Regions from separate parts of the Mus musculus genome. Here all the other regions are linked to region 3. Evidence: chromatin loops called from intact Hi-C (ENCODE). Cell type or tissue: heart. All regions are shown on one strand. Region 1 overlaps Jarid2 (jumonji, AT rich interactive domain 2). Region 2 overlaps Jarid2 (jumonji, AT rich interactive domain 2). Region 3 overlaps Jarid2 (jumonji, AT rich interactive domain 2).

Region 1 (2,500 bases), 68 kb after region 3:
TGCTGGAGCCGGAGGAAGCTGACTTGTTCTGTGGGATGAGCGCTAGGACGCTGTCTTAGGACTGTTCTGAGCTGCTGTGACCAAATATCACAGAGGAGACTTTCTGTGTTGCTTCTAGAGGTTGGGCTCTTTCTCATTTACAGCATTAGGTGAGTCTTTGGCAACACAGAACTGTCATGAAATGGCGTGCTCTCCATGCCTGTTGGTAGTTATTTAAAGCCGATACTATGATAGTATATTAAACCCCAGGAAATATTTCTTGTTGTTTTTATAAACCTGATATGTTAAATAAAGATTTAGTTGGAAAAAGCTGACATGGTTGGCCCAGGTGCCCACAACTTGTCTGTGGCACTGCGGGTGGCTGCAGGGGCATGCCCATCACCCCTGTCTGTTGCATCTGTGGTAGTGTTTACATTAGATCCTTCTTGTACTTAGGGAGCTTAGAAAGGTTTCAAGTTGCAGGAAAGTAACCTTGTCAACCTCATGCCGAGCCTTGCCTTGCTGGAGAGCAAACCCACCCCTGTCTTCATGCTCACCTCTTGGTGTTGCTTTCCCGAGCACAGTGTACTGGGATAACAAACTTAGGTGGGTGTTGTCACCTATTGAGCACACAGTGTGTCTTTGTCACTATGGGGAAGCCACTGGACAGAGACCTATGACAGAAATTTATGTCTTAACATAACATGTCTTAAGCCAAACTCTTCTTCTGTTTTCTTTGTTTCAGGGAAGATCTGTTTCTCTAACAACTTTTTATCGAACAGCAAGAAACATCATGAACATGTGTTTCAGCAAGGAGCCCGCACCAGCAGAGATTGAGGTAAGTAAGTTAGCCATCTCCATACAACGTCCTGTGACACTAGGAAGGGTCTTGGTGCAGTATGATGGGACACAAAGGCAGAGGTTGTTCCGTGTGTCTGTGCTTGGGCAGCCAAGCATTTTACTCTGGGAATTCCCTAGTCTGCTGGAAGGGCCTGGGGGGCGTGCCTGGGCTCCATCGCTGGTCCAGCTGGCAGTTTTCACGCTCAGGGAACTGCCTCCTTCCCATCCTCTCTGTGTGTTCTGGAGGAGAATGTCTGGAATCCCCTCAAGTCGTGGTGTGCTTTTCTCCTTTCCTGTTCTTCATGTAATGGGATTGGCAGGTGGCCATGTTTGTGCTTCTGCCAGCTCTCTTCTTGGAGTTAGTGCAGTGTTGGAAGACAGTGTGCTCTTGTGTGCCCGGGCCAATTAGCAGCTGGTCCGTGTGAGGTGCTGCAGAATAGAGCTGGTCCTGTTTGTGTATATTCCCTGGCCAGTGCCCAGCAGAGTCCTTCAGACCCTACAGCTGCTGACATAGGAATCTAGCAGTGGCTGGTTTGTGAAGGGAGAGAAGCCAGTTCTGATTCCTGGCTCAGCACAGAGCTAGGAAGAGCAGTGTTGGGGAGGTGTAGCTTCTCCTTCTGGGTGACAGGTTCCCAGCCAGCTTTTTAGTTGACTCTGATTTAGAACTTGGATAACTCTCTTGCTGCTCATGCTCTACCTAGCTCTGTAGCCCGGAGCCTGACATCCACTGCCAACCCCGGGGTCAGCTCTGTCCAGGACTGGTCTGACACCCATGTGGCCGTTTTGGCTGCTTCTTCTTCTTCTTTTTTTTTTTCCGAGACAGGGTTTCTTTGCAGCCCTGGTTGTCCTGGAACTCACTCTGTAGACCAGGCTGGCCTCGAACTCAGAAATCCGCCTGCCTCTGCCTCCCAAGTGCTGGGATTAAAGGCGTGCGCCACCACGCCCAGCCTATGGTTGCTTCTTGACACCTCATTGACACTATGGCAGACAGGCCAGATTGAGAGGGTTCAGCCTGTGTCGCCCCTCCTGTGTTGAGCTCATGGTTACTGCTGGCCACAGCTCACTTTAAAGGCCTCTACAAGCTTCTATTTAGGATTTTTTTTTTTTTCCTTAGAAAGACTAGATTTTGCTGTAAACTGTAATCTGAATAAAGGAAATTGCAGGTTTGCTGAAATTCGTATTTTAGTTTGTGCCGGCTGCTGTGGACTCAGTCCTTGTGCCTCCTCTGGACATTAGTGCCTGCAGGTTTCAGCTCTGATCCATCAGTCTGAATCACAGGGTGTTCTTTCTGAGTAAAGGGTCCATTCAGGAATGGTACTGAATGGTACATGGCATTCCTTTATGGTTTGTGGCCGTTTGGCCCTTCAGACAGGCCTCTATTCCTGGGATTTGGGTTGCAGTCTCATCCTGGATGCTCATTGGTTGAGTTTTTCACAGTAAGGTTTGGTGGGAGGAGAATGGATTGAAAGTGCAGCTGAGGTTGGAGGCAGGGCCATCTTAAAGGAACATGACATCATTCCTTCACTCTTGATTGCAGTGCCTTCTCAAACTATCCCTTTCCTAATCTAATCAGCTCAGTTTGTTGCCAGCTGTCTGTCTGTTTGTCTCTCTCTCTCTCTGTCTCTCTCTCTCTGTGTGTGTGTGTGGTACATTTTGAGGTCAGTTTTGGAGTAAGTTCTTT
Region 2 (2,500 bases), 74 kb after region 3:
CCTATTTGAACTCTTATCCCTGGGTTCATGATGGCATAAAAGAAAGCAGAGCCAGGGATATCATCAATAAACTTTATGGCACATGGTTTTTCAACTGGTCTCTTCCTGACCAGCTCCAGGTCCTCCCTGGTTGTCTTAGTAGCGGGGACCTAGGTACTATGTTTTCCCATCTCGAACAGCATCAAATCCTGTGCCTATGCCTGAGAACTTGGCCACTCTTTGCAGTGCCAGAGAACTCACCCAGGCTGAGGGAGTGTGTACTTGTGTGTGTTTCTGATTTATAGAGGGCTTCACTCTCTGGCTTTGGTTTGAAGACTTTTGGCTCACCCTGTGGAGCAGATCTGCATAGAAAGCAAGCAGTGTGTGTAAGGCTATGCCTGTGGTTTGGCTCTGTGCTGGGCAGAAGCAGCCAACAGCAACAGAGCAGGCACTGGGCCAGCACTCCAGCCTGGCTGCCCCACAGAGGTCTCATCAAATGTCTCTTGTCTTTCCACCACCCCAGGTATTGCATTCCTGCTGAGGAGGAGAACAAGCTGGAGGACGTAGTCCACACTCTGCTGCAGGGCAATGGTACCCCAGGGCTGCAGATGCTGGAGAGCAATGTAATGGTAGGTCTATTATTGTTAGAAAGTGATTCTGTTGTCAGCTCCTGACAATGCTGGCTTGGGCCTGGATGTGCTACAAAAGGTCTTTTGGGCCTAAGGAGGAGGAAGCTGTGTGTGCACCATGGGTTCTGCCTTGCCGAAAATTGACTATTAGGCTGGCATTGACTTGTGTTTTCATGATTGCCTTGTTTGATATTTTCTGAAGGATAATCATAATCTGGTTTGTTAGGCAGTCCCTCCGTCAGAATTCCTGTACAGCTGAACTTCCCCCATAACCTGGATGGTGTCCATGGGGTCCATGGTGCAGAGGGGTTGCCCAGCAGAGCAGCAAGGGCCATGCATCTCTCAGTTGGCACTCTCTCCCCAGATCTCCCCAGAGGTGCTGTGCAAGAAGGGGATCAAGGTCCACAGGACTGTACAGCAGAGTGGGCAGTTTGTCGTCTGCTTCCCGGGATCCTTTGTGTCCAAAGTATGTTGTGGCTACAACGTCTCAGAGACAGTGCACTTTGCTACCACCCAGTGGACAAGCATGGGCTTCGAGACTGCCAAGGTAAGCAGAGCAGGCGTCCTTAGGTACTGGATGTGATACTGACTCAACCGTAGGTCTCTGAGGTGCTGTCATTCGGTGCTGGAGAGCCTCCATGCCTGGAACTTTTTATAGGAAAGTTTTTGAGGTTTATATTAAGCTTTTGACTTCTATACTGGCCATGCCACAGTTGTGGGGACCACTCAAATATAGTTGTGCTTCTGCCTCATGCTGGCAGTGAGGTGCCAGAACTTTTCTTGGAATCGGGTACTCAGTACTATTATTCTCCAGGTAAGCACAATGGTTGAACATCTAACAGCATTAATCTAGGTCCAATGGCCACTTTAGAAACTCACACAGCTTCTCTGCCACTGTGACCCTCAGCTGTTACTTAATCATGGAAACAGACCCTTTGTAAAGGTGGTTCTTCTTTCAGGAGATGAAGCGCCGCCATATAGCTAAGCCATTCTCCATGGAGAAGTTGCTCTACCAGATTGCACAAGCAGAAGCAAAAAAGGAAAATGGTCCCACCCTCAGTACCATCTCAGCCCTTCTGGATGAGCTCAGGTAGTGTAGACCCAGGTCTCAGGACCTCAGGGGAAGCAGGCCCAGGTGGAAGAAGCAGGTGGCAGTTCCCTGAACTGCAGGCCACCTGCAGCTCATTAAGGACTGAAACTTTTTCCTTTGGTCCTCTGCTATTCCTCCATCTTCCTGTCTGATAATGGGAAGCTCTTGGTGAGCTGATAATGAAAAGTGCTCCCAAGCTCTTTGGGGTCAGTGCTGAACTTGCCTTTTGGTAATAATAGTATAGAAAAGGAAGGTTGCTGGGCCTCTCTCCCCATGGCTGACCCTGTAGTCTAGTCTAAAGGGGTGATGACATGTCCTTTTTAGTGGGAGCAGGTATTCATTGTGGGCATTTGACCTTCTGATGACACCCGCCACTTCCCTGCACAGGGATACAGAGCTGCGGCAGCGCAGGCTGTTGTTCGAGGCTGGCCTTCACTCTTCTGCACGCTATGGCAGCCACGACGGCAACAGCACAGTGGCGGATGGGAAGAAAAAGCCTCGAAAGTGGCTACAGCTGGAAACTTCAGAAAGGAGGTGCCAGATCTGCCAGCACTTGTGCTACCTGTCCATGGTGAGTGTATGTGTGAGAGCCCAGTGTGACCCACCACGGCCTCAACACCAGGCCTACTTCAGGGCTTCCTTCAGACCCCAGCCTCCTCTCACTATGGTAGCAGGAGTGGGAGTCACTTGGCCACAGTGGGCAGTTCTATCTAGTACTGGTGCACTCCCCTAAATCCCTTGCTTTTTATACCACTTAGTACCACACCTACATTCTGTTACACCTTCATACTGGGAAACACCC
Region 3 (2,500 bases):
ATATATTAATAAAAGTCAAATATTAGCCCAGTGTATCCTTTTTTCCACCTTTTTGGATCTTGTTTTAATAAATCACACCTAGGTGACAGGATCATTACAAGAAATTGGTCAAAAGGATCATTAGGGTGTAGGCATCCTTTGACACTGTTGGGAGATTCCTTACAGATACCAAAGCTCATGGAAGACTCATATTTGTAAAACTTTATAGCCAGGAATGTTCTTGTATCTAGTCTTCCACTACTCAGGATGTGTGACAGGAGAATTGTCAGTTCAGTTCCAGTTTGGACAAGATGGTGAGCTAAGGCCATCTTAGATCTTGGGGAGTATTAAGGGAAACTAGATTCTGAAACTTCATTTCTCTCCAACTGTATGTGTGATAGGTTTCCTCTATTGCACTTTCCCCAGAACTGGTCATCACCAAAGTATCTTGCCCATCTTCTTTCCAGTTTTCTGCAGTGGGTGCTTTCAGTATTGAAGAGCCTAGAGGAGCCCTGCAAAGAGGGAAACAGGGGTGGGGAGATTCTTGAATGGCCCCCCTGTCTAAAGAGACATGGTAACTTGGAGTGTGGTTGGAAACCAGACTATTCTAAGCCACAGCTTTATCATTTATACAATAGATTCGCACCATTCCATATGTGGGTATTACAGGCTTCAGAGGAGATTGTCACTTCCCTCTTCAGGAAGTGCTGAAATGCAGGAAATTTCTTAGGTGATCTAAGAAATGACCATGGTAACTGTCAGGCATCATACCCCAGGGAAAGCTAGTATCTGCCTTTACCATTTGCAATTAAATTATGACTATATTTTAAGAGCCCAGAAAGGTAAGAAAAACAGAGTCAACTTCTTAGGCTGGGGTGTTCCAGTCCTTGAGTGTGAACTTCAATTCAGTGCTCCGCTCCTGCTTTTAGACACCATCTTTACCTTTCTTGGAAGGACATAAAGAGAAGCATGTGGGTAGTGTAAAGCGTGTATTCTGCACATCAGCATTGTCAGATGAAGCTCAAAAGCTTCAAAGGAAATAAATGACGTTGAAAATAAAAAAAGACAGACAGACAGACAGACAGACAGACAGACACACACACACACACACACACACACTCCCTCCCTCCAGCTACTGGAGGCCAGTTGGATGCCTGCCTTTTTCACCCCTCTCAGCAGCTGCCAGGCTACAGAGCCTGTTTTGTGAAAGATCAAGAAACAATGAGGGAAAACAGCTTCAGCTTGATTAGATTAGATCAATTTATGTGCCTGGGGAGGGGCCTAGGCAGGGCTGGGGGAGGGGTGTCCTGTGCTGGCAGTGGCCCATGCCTGCCCATTCGGTCACTTCATAAGTAATGAAGCTCCCGTGGTGGCTGGAATTGCAGGAAGGGGGAGGGAGGAGGTGGAGGAGGAGCATGTGAAGAGAGATTTCTGCAGTCTGTCTGGAGAGCTGCCCAGGGTTCCCAGCCAAAAAAACAAACAAAAATAAATAAAAGCCAAGTGCTGAATGACACAGATTATGATATTAAAAAGGGATACTATTGAAACATTGCCCTGTTTCCTACTGTTGTTGGAAATGGGTGTGTGCAGAAGCGAGGGGCGGTTAGTGCACTGTACAACAGGCCATTCCTTGGACACAAAAGTCCGTACAATTAAATTGTGAATGCCCCTCGCCAACGTCCCCTCCCCCACCTCATGCCAGAAATTCTGTAATTTTGATTTGTCTGCATTGCAGGTCATGGAAATAGCAGGATGGAAAGCTAGTTTCTTTTGCCTTTTCTCATTTTAATTCATCAAAATGGTAAAAAGCGGGGAGGGGGAAAGTCAGCCAGATGCCCCCTCCTTTTCAGTGTTCAATTCTCTTCCAGGCACATAAATAATCTTCTCTCCCGACTGTCTCCCCTCCCCCTTGGCCCCCGCTGGTGTTCGGCTGTCCTATTGCCGCGCGGAATCTGCACTGCCGCTTGCTTATTACGTACAGGGGAGGATTGTTGACAAGTGCTCCGGAGCCTGCCTCACTGCGCTCTCCCTTCCTCCCTCCCTTCCTCTGTCCTTCTTCCTCTGTCTCTGCAATGATCCGGCTCTGAGGATGGCTGCTCCACGGGTCTGTCAGGTGCAGTTTTTGGTGGCTTATCTTGAGGAACCTGGGATAGAAGGTCTGTTCCTATAAATAAAAGAAAAAACAAATAGCTTGTGATTCATTTCAGTCTGATTTGGCTTTTGTTGGAGAAATAGGCCTTTGTGGGTTTTCCTGCTAGGGGTCCCGATTATATATCCATTATGGATGGCAAGGGACACACACACACACACACACACACAGTATTTAAAGTGTTTTGATTTAACATTATTTTAGATTTTTATATCTTCCCTAAGGGTAATGGTGGCTCCTAAGATACCATGGAAATTTACAAGAGAGAATTAATGTCGTTCTTAGCACATTAAGCTCTGTTGACCATTTTGACCAAATCTGCAGTTTAAATCTTGTATGAATTTAGACATTTCTCTGGGGATTGACCAGGCA

Evidence for each region. A loop is a pair of places that touch in the nucleus more often than their neighbours do. Peaks named below come from ENCODE experiments on the same cell type or tissue, not always from the same donor. Only the 100,000 strongest peaks of a DNase experiment are listed, where the experiment ranks them.
Region 1: a loop joins it to region 3, with 2.2 times the contacts of the local background. A loop is called at or near these places in 4 of 42 quality-filtered maps.
Region 2: a loop joins it to region 3, with 1.9 times the contacts of the local background. A loop is called at or near these places in 4 of 42 quality-filtered maps.

What each region holds. Positions count from the first base shown.
Region 1 is chr13:44,906,770-44,909,269 of GRCm38, forward strand. It overlaps Jarid2 (jumonji, AT rich interactive domain 2), which reads left to right. Exons shown (of 18, transcript NM_001205043.1): 9 at 725-817. Among named protein-coding and RNA genes, the nearest start is that of Dtnbp1, 94 kb to the right of the region's middle. In heart, no CTCF peak of the experiment used is centred here; a DNase peak (open chromatin) is centred at 1,152.
Region 2 is chr13:44,912,679-44,915,178 of GRCm38, forward strand. Jarid2 (jumonji, AT rich interactive domain 2) reads left to right here. Exons shown (of 18, transcript NM_001205043.1): 13 at 503-608; 14 at 973-1,155; 15 at 1,568-1,698; 16 at 2,086-2,269. Among named protein-coding and RNA genes, the nearest start is that of Dtnbp1, 88 kb to the right of the region's middle. In heart, a CTCF peak has its summit at 1,130 (motif pointing left); a DNase peak (open chromatin) is centred at 413.
Region 3 is chr13:44,838,746-44,841,245 of GRCm38, forward strand. All of the region lies in intron 2 of Jarid2 (jumonji, AT rich interactive domain 2), which reads left to right. Among named protein-coding and RNA genes, the nearest start is that of Jarid2, 110 kb to the left of the region's middle. In heart, no CTCF peak of the experiment used is centred here; DNase peaks (open chromatin) are centred at 1,366 and 1,966; H3K4me3 peaks cover 1,261 bases; H3K27ac peaks cover 1,235 bases.